Regions from separate parts of the Homo sapiens genome. Here region 2 is linked to region 1. The links are chromatin loops, found by intact Hi-C in ENCODE. Cell type or tissue: thyroid gland. All regions are shown on one strand. Links, peaks and the distances in the headings refer to the core of each region. The heading gives the core; the rest is flanking DNA.

Region 1 (4,396 bases), core at 150-4,149:
CCACAGGAAAATCTGTGTGTGGTGGGTAAAAGGCTTGAAGGGGTGGAGAGGGGCAGGGCAAGGATTGACAGATGGGAATAGGACAAGGGGAGAGACAGAGAGGCTAAATTAAGTCAGAAATGGGCAGAGTTGGGCAGAGACAAAGAGAGGGTTGGATTTTGGGGCCTGCATGGCACCTCCTCCCTCCAGATATTGATCTGTGTGATTCCTCTAAATAGGAGCTGTTTCCCCTTCAATCTCAGAGTAATGCAGGGATGAGAGTGATTTTGAGTGTCCCTTTCACCCTGACCAGTGTGAGTCCCCATCTCCTAACCACAAGGAAGCCTGGCCTGGTGTGGCCCGGCCTGGTGTGGCCCATCCTGGCCCATATTCAGATCCCCGGGACATGGGTTCTCAGGAAATTCTGTCCCAACATTGGTAGAAGATGAAATAGAAATGGAGAATCCAGAAGGAAGAGAAAAAGGTGGACACAGAGGCAGACACATACACACACACACACACACACACACACACACACACACACACACACACACAGCTGGGAGAAATCAAGATGGGGAGAGACAAGAAAGCAGCCTCTCCAAACCTTCCTTTCTTTCTACCCAGATGTCCAGCCCCTCTTCTCACCCAAGAATCTTCTGGGATTCTACTAGCCATAGGGTTCCAGGACTTCACCTCTCTCTTCACCTGCAGAACCACACGGGATCAGAGTATGGCTCCTGATCTTCTCCATAGCTCATCTGATCTCCATAAAAGGACCATCAGCTCCTCCAGGGCTTCTTGTTTGCTTCCCTCCAGAGTGCCCAGAATACAGTAGATCCTCACTAAGGTCCAGATGATTTGAGAAAGGCTAGGAGAGAGGCTGGGATCCTAGAACCCAAGTGGCAGAGACTGTGGGAGTCTGGAACACCTAATGGAGACCAAGTCAGGAGGAGGGACTTACCCAGGGTTTTTTAGGGAATCAGTGCAGGGCCCCATCACTACGCCATGGCGAGTCCTAATAGGGGGCTGCAGTGTGACCCAGGCAGTTGGGGAGGGGGCACAGAGAGACAGAGAGAAACAAGGGGCTCCTGGTAGGCAGAAGGTTGGGTGATTAGGGGCTCTGGACGATGTGTTAGAAAGAGGGAGGTAGGCCAGGGTTGGAGGCAGAAGGAATGTGAAAGGGTATTCATTGCACCCTAAAGCCCATTACACCCTAAAATCCCCCAAGAGGTAAGCAGAGAAAACTCAGACACAGGAGCCTCCCCAGCAGGAGAGGGTAGCTGTTCCCAATGTGCCCCACACTGTTCCACTTTAGGATTCTCACTTTGATCCCTGATGACACACCCCCAGCCCAGGCCCCAAAGAATGGCCTCCCTTGTGGATCCTGAACAGGACATCAAACTTTCTTCTCTCACTTCCCCTTCACACTGCGAGAATGCTAGCATTTGCAAACAGCCTAGGAAAACCAAGAGGGCAACACAGAAGAAATCAACAAAAACCAAAAACCAGAAAACAGAGAAACAGAGGGTTTTGGGGGGAAATAGGAGGAAGAATGACTAACCATTCCCTAGCTTCTCACTCGCAAACACTAACGACAGACCCCCAGCTAGACTGAAAACCTCACTCCTTTTCCACTTTGGAGCAGCACCTCCTATTCGCAGCCATTTGCCCCTCCCTTGCAGAAGAAAGCTTGTGGTCTGGTGCCAGAGGGTCTTTGGTAGCTGGGGCTGGTGGGGGTGGGAGCAGTTGTGGTGTGGTATGTTCAGTGGCTAAGAGCACAGACTTTAAAACCAGACTGCCTGGATTCAAATCCCAGCTCCAGTACTGACTAGCTGTGACCTTGGGCAAGTTACTCAACTTCTCTGTGCCTCGTTTTTTGCTTTTACTGTTGTATTGAAATAATAATAATAACTCCTGTATCCTTAACATCTAAGTTCTAGAATTTCTCTTGTTTAGGCCCAAGGAGGGATTGCTGGGCTTCAGTAAGCTTCATGTAGGAAAGGCTAGAATATAAGCTGGTGTTGGGAGTGGACTAAAAAAAAGGTGAAGGGAGTTCTGAAGCCAAGTTTGGCCTATGTTTTCCCACCTGGCACTTGCAGGCCTTAGATCTGGTCCTGCTAAGCTCTGGAACTGGCCCAAGTCCAGCCCCTAGGCTTTTGTCCAGGTTGGCACATCCTCCATGCTGCTCTCCCAGGCCCAGAGCCTCAGCCCTCCTGGTGGGCTGGGGTGCCATCTTGTGGCCATGGCTGGGAACTAACCTAAGCTGGGTATTGACCGAGAAGGCTTTGAGGATAGTAACCCTGCTCTGATGGTAAGCCGTGGGGGTGGCAGACATCCCCTCCCTAGACCATACCGCCTGCCTCCAATGGTCAGGGAAGATTGAATCCAGAGATGCCGTAGTGGGAAATTGGCGACCTTGGCCACAGATCTGTAGGTTGAGCAGTGACCCTGGTAACCTGGGCTGAGCTGCAGCGAGGTATACAGCTAGCTGTTCCTTCTTGGAAACTCTGGGGCAGGGGCACCAACATGGCTTAGGCCATGGGAAGTCCAGAAAGGGGCCAAGGTGAAGAATACTCTTGGAAGGTGTCTAGACCAGGGTTTCTCAACTTCTGCACTGTTGACATCTTGGCTCAGATGTAATCCTTTGCCAGGGTTGGGGCCGGGTGCTGTACTGTGCATTGCAGGATATTTAGCAGGCCTCTGTCCACTAGGTGTCGGTAGAAGCCTCTTCCCTAGCAGTGATCACCAAAAAGGTCTACAGACACTGCCAAATGTACCCTGGGAGGTAAAATTTCTTCCGGTTGAGAGAACCACTGATGTAGACAGACTTGGTTACAAATCCCATTTTTGCTATTCACTAGCTGCGTCAACTAGTCCCATTCCCTCTCTAGGCTTCTATTTCCTCATTATCCATAAAGGGACCAATGTCTGGTAAGGATTAAATGACATGGTACCTCATTTCCTCTTCTTCCCTTTTCTCCCTTCCCTCGGGCTCCCTAGCCCACTTCTCATCCCTCTGTGACCAGCCCTTACACCCCCTCCCCCTCATGGACTCCTACCATCCTTCAGCAATGTCCCTTAGGGTGTCAGTGTGGCCCTGGGGACAGAGCATTAGCCCTCCCTGGGCCTGGATGCCTCTCCCTGCAGGCTGTGGGAGGGAGGTGCGGAAGTGTGAGATGAGATGATGGCTGTGGTGAACATGGTCAGGTGTGCATATATGTAAGGAGGCTGGGTGGGTACAGGCCCTCCTGCAAGCATGTTCACAGCAGGACTGTGCAGAGGACACTGAGTTCTCCTCCCAGAAGCAGCTGGAGACTCGTGGCTACCCTAAAGGTCTTCCCTCTGCGGCTCCTCTGATAGGGAGAGCCTGGCAAGTTCTCTTGTATGTACACCTGTGGATGTGTCAGCCTGCAGGTGAGCATGGTCAGTATGCAGAGGTGGGTCCAGGGTGTGTAGGGCCTGAAGCCTGGAAGTTTTGGGGGTCACTCTTTTAAAAAAAGAAAGCAAAAAAGAATACAAAGTTGGATACAAAAGTGAATATTTATTTAGACTTAGAAAAGGACTCAAGACCAAATATAAATTTTAAGAAGCTGACATATACTACAAATATTTAAAAATACAGAAAAAAGCTTCATATTTTTATTAACTGCACGGCACACCTATATAATGATTTAAAATAAGTTACATTTATTTGGAAGCATTCAGTATGCCAACAAAAACAGATGCAACTTTTTTTGCAATTACAGAATAATATTTAGTTAATACATTTATTTTACATAAGCTACATCGAAGATGACTGGAAATTAAAAAATCATCACCTTCCCTCCAATATAACTATTTTTTTCTGTGTACTAACAAGACCCTGCTTTACATTTCTATGCCAATTTATAGGTCCCGGGTAGTACCAGGCACAGTTAGTAGCTACTGAAAACACCTCCTGGACAGGACTACTTAAAGATACATTATGAAATGCAAGGGACCCAGAAAACTCACAACAGTATTGAAGAAGGAGAGTAAAGCTGGAGGACTCACGCTTCCCAATTTCAAAACTAACTACCACACTACAATAATCAAGACTGTGTGGTATTGGCATAAGGATAGATAGATAGATCAATGGAATAGAATTGAGAGTACAGAAATAAACTCATATATTTATGGTCAATTAATTTTTGACAAGAGTGCCAAGACAATTCAATGGAGAAAGAATCGTCATTTCAATAAATGATGCTGAAACAACTATATATTCATACGCAAAAGAATGAATTTGGATCCCATACTTACACCATATTAAAAATTTTAAATGGACCAAATTCCTAAATGTTAGGGCCAAAGTCATATAACTCTTAGAAGAACTTGAAGTAAGTAATCGTTTCTTAGATGTGATGTCAAAACCATAAGCAAAAAAAAAAAAAAAAAA
Region 2 (4,396 bases), core at 249-4,248, 380 kb before region 1:
TTACTGTTCAATCCAGGCCATTGTAGACAATGAAAAGATGTGCCACTATTAAGCTTGGACAATAGACACTGATCTCATGCAAACCAGCACACGTAGTCACTTGTAAGAGACTGTTGGAAAATCCCTTTAAGGCCTGGGGACTCTGATATCATGACAGGAAATCTTTCTTTTTCAGGAGAAACAAGTGAAAAGAACTGACTGCCGTTATTGTCTATTATTCTCAGCTTGGCACCATAAGAAACTGCGTGTACCTTCCCGGAAGGCAGAATACATTAAGTAACAAAGGAAGAAAACAGGCAAGGCTTGTCAAAGTCCCTGTGAGGAGTTCCTCTTGGTATCTAGAAATCATACTCGCTTTCTTGCTCTTTTTCCTGTGAGTCAGTGTGTCACTTTGTCACCCAGGCTAGAGTGCAGTGGTGTGATTATGGCTCACCATAGCCTCCAACTCCTGGGCTCAAGCAGTCCTCCTGCCTCAGCCTCCTGAGTAGCTGGGACCACAGGTGCATACTACCACACCCCGCTAATTTAAAAAATATATATACAGATATATAGTGGAGATGGGGTCTTGCTATGTTTCCCAGGTTGGTCTTGAGTTCCTGGCCTCGAGTGATCCTTCTGCCTCAGCCTCCCAAAGTGCTGGTATTATAAGCATGAGCCAGTGTCTCCACGCCACTTGCTTTCTAATACTTCTGTATTAGTCCGTTCTCATACTGCCATAAAGAAATGACTGAAACTGGGTACTTTATAAAGAAAAGAGGTTATATTGGTTCATGGTTCTTTAGTCTGTACAGGAAGCATAGTGGCTTCTGCTTCTGGGGAAGCCTCAGGAAACTTTCAATATGGCAAAGGCAGAGCGGGAGTGAGGCATCTCATATGGTGGGAGCAAGGACAAAAGAGAGTGAGGGGGGAGGTACTGCACACTTTTAAATAACCAGATCTCAAAAGAATTCACTCACTATCACGACGACAGTACCAAGGGGGATGCTGTTAAACCTTTCATGAGAAACAGCCTTCCTGATTCAATCACCGCCCTCTAGGCTCCACTCCCAACATTGGGAATTACAATTGAACATGAAATTTGGGTGGGGACACAGATCCAAACCATATCAACTTCTATCAAAGAAGAGAATGACTTGAATAAAACGAGAAAGTAGATTTCCAGCATTGAATGGTTCCAAAGGGAGTAAAATAATTGTGACAGGATGTGATCATTGGCCCTCAATTTCTGCCTGAAGAAGAGTAGGAAAAAGGAGGTCTGGACATCACATGCCCTGCTTTATGAAGCAGCTCCTCCAAGTACACCATGACCAGTGGCTGTGGATGGTTGACAACTCCCCTCCTCTTCCCCCTCTTCTACTGTCTACTCCTGGGACCAAGTGAGCCACGCCAGCTCAGATACTACACTGACCACAGGGAATCCCACCTTTTCCAAGGAATGGAAGTTGTGTAGGGAATATTCAAATGTTGCTTAGCATTGCCTTAGATAAGAACCAAAGGGACAGGGAAATCCTCTGACAGCTATCTGCCTTATAACTTTCATTTTACTGTGCCTAAAATATGCTCAGAACCCAGAAAGAGGCATAATTCCTAATTTTGGCAGGCTCTAATCTAAAATAATGATTCTCAAACATGGTGTGACTTTTGTCTATTTGCTTTATCCTGGGTCACTGCTCCTCTTCTGTCAGATACTGGGATTCCAATGAGACAAATGGAAATGGAGACGTAGACCCTCTGACCTTCTATCTTTTATCTATACACATACACCTGTGTGTGTGTGTGTGTGTGTGTGTGTGCGTGTGTAAAACCGAGTGGGTTTTTTTCTTGGAATGAAAGAATGGACTAACATTACAAAAAATAAAAACTTGAAACAGAATGTGTATTATCCTTGGTTGTGTTTCCTTGGCCCTGCAGCAGGATGAAGCTCTCCACTGGCATCATTTTCTGCTCCCTGGTCCTGGGTGTCAGCAGCCAAGGATGGTTAACATTCCTCAAGGCAGCTGGCCAAGGTGAGGTCCACAGGATAGGGGGCAGGAGGCTGCTTCTGGCTGCCCCCAGGATGCAGCTGAGCAGAGGCCACATCCCCACTGGGCAAAGGTGCTAGTGATGCCACAGATGGATAGAGAAGGGGCATGGTTTTTCATAAGCGTGGTTCCTCATGCTTTTCTGGACAGCTTTGACACTCTTCTATGAGGATCCTCCAGCCGAGGTCGCATAAGGTGTGAGCTGCCTCTTTTCAGCAGGACCATGAGAGAGATGTGGAGTTGAGGGGTGCATGTTCCCATAATACCGGTGGGGCTCTACTGCCCCCTAGTGGGAAATCTGGGACAGTTCATGTCTATGTCTCCTGGGAAGCCAGGAAGCAGGTGGATCAAAAGTGTGAGGCGAGTCCATGGGGAAGCTGAACGGAGCCAACCGTCCCCATAAAAACAACCAAGCTTAGCTGAGATTTTAATACGTACTAGGCACTGTTTAAATGTACTAATGAATTGGTTTCCATCATTTAGTCCTATGATGCAAGCAGCATTATCCCTTAACAGAGAAGCTAACACACACACACACACACACACACTAACACACACACACACACACACACACACACAAACCCCAAGATACGTAAAGAAGTTCCAAAGCAGAGCAGGATTAACCCAGGCAGTCTTGCTCTGCAGAACTTGCTCTTAATCAAGGTACTCTGCTGCTTTCAAAACAAGAGTTTCGGATTTGTGAACACATAGCTCATCCTTTATCTAAGAAATGGCAAATAGGATGTGGTGCCTTTGGAAGGTAAGTCTAGCTCCACTTATCCCAGTAAAACCTACAGTGAATTACCTTGATGGTGGTTCTACTGGGGCTTATATATGGCCAGGAAACTGCTAGCAAGAGAAATATACCCCGAGGGCTGGGCACAGTGGCTCACACCTGTAATCCCAGCACTTTGGGAGGCTGAGGTGGGCAGATCACCTGAGGTCAAGAGTTCGAGACCAGCCTGGCCAACATGGCGAAATCCTGTCTCTACTAAAAATACAGAAATTAGCCGGGTGTGGTGGCATGCGCCTATAATCCCAGCCTCTCGGGAGGCTGAGGGAGAAGAATTGCTTGAACTCAGGAGGCAGAGGTTGCAGTGAGCTGTGATCACACCACTGCACTCCAGCCTAGGAGACAGAGCAAGACTCCATCTAGAGAGACAGAGAGAGAGAGAGAGGGAGAAATATACCCCACTAGCCATAATAAAGTGGCAAAATTTTGTTTTCAGAATGCAGTATTTTAAATTTCAGGTATTATTATTTTTCTGAGTCTCTGAAAAATGGTTTTAAGGATTTGCTTTTAATCCTATTTACATGTTCACACACTCAACTACAAATATCTTTCATTCCTTAGGTTAATATTTTTCAAAGGGTTGTTCTGGGACCACTTGCGTGAGAATCACCTGGATTCTGGGATGCTTTGTGAAATGAAATGAAGATTCCCGGGTCCATACCCTACCCCCTGCCCCCAGCAGCCACAGTCTCTTGGGACAGAGCCTAGAAATCTTGCCTTTGCTAAGCACCTCGGTAGATTTTTATGCACAGCAAAGGTTGAGAACCACTACCTCTTGTTTTGCTGCTGAAAGTGATAAAATGTGCCAGGAATTTTGGAAGTACTTATTAAGCCAATCTGAACATCAAGGAGCCATTTAAGTCAGTAACTCAGAGGAATAAGTAGAGTAAAAATGTCATAAACTCTCAATAAAAGCAATCAATTTAACACCAGGAGTAATAAATGCATAAAATGAAGATGAGTTATCTAATAGAGAAATTATATAAACCATGATTATAACTCTATATTTGAGTTCCCCCTTTTCCGTAATCAGTTAATTTTCTAAAAAATCTTCGTCACTTAATTCTAGCTTGATCAGATCCCTTCAGTCCGTAACTCCCTGCTCCTCATCTTAGTTTAGCCCTTCTTTTTTCTTATGCCACCTTTCCTAAGGACCAGAGAAGTGAAATGATAATATATTGGCCACCTACAATGTTCTAGACATCATACATGTATTTTCTCTGCTCTTCTGCATAATCACTGTGAGGCAGGCAATACTCCTCCATTTCATTGGGGAGGACATTGAGGTTCTGAACTAGTGGGTCAGTTGTCCTTTTTCTGAATTTGATTACCCAGTAGTATAAAGCTTTCTTAGGTAACTCACCTTTATCACTTGCTGACTGAATTCTGACAGATGTCAGTTTCTAATTATAGCCTGGACATTCAGATGTATTCAGGACCAAGTTGTCCTCACTCTACCTACAGGCATGAATTTCTCTCATTGACTAGGTTAGGAGCGCCATATGTCTGCAGCCTCCCTCAGAATCCCCTGTGTTCTCACACCAGGGAACTGAGGGTTCCCTGGGTCCTTCCAGGTAGAAGT

What was found. Hi-C counts contacts between places; a loop is a spot of excess contacts. Peaks named below come from ENCODE experiments on the same cell type or tissue, not always from the same donor. Only the 100,000 strongest peaks of a DNase experiment are listed, where the experiment ranks them.
Region 2: a loop joins it to region 1, with 4 times the contacts of the local background. A loop is called at or near these places in 7 of 110 quality-filtered maps.

Annotation. Positions count from the first base shown.
Region 1 is chr11:17,729,025-17,733,420 of GRCh38, reverse strand. No RefSeq gene overlaps it. Among named protein-coding and RNA genes, the nearest start is that of KCNC1, 3.6 kb to the left of the region's middle. In thyroid gland, for the core only: a CTCF peak has its summit at 2,204 (motif pointing left); a DNase peak (open chromatin) is centred at 2,170.
Region 2 is chr11:18,113,596-18,117,991 of GRCh38, reverse strand. It overlaps the pseudogene SAA3P. Among named protein-coding and RNA genes, the nearest start is that of SAAL1, 9.7 kb to the right of the region's middle. In thyroid gland, for the core only: a CTCF peak has its summit at 2,312 (motif pointing left); a DNase peak (open chromatin) is centred at 2,311.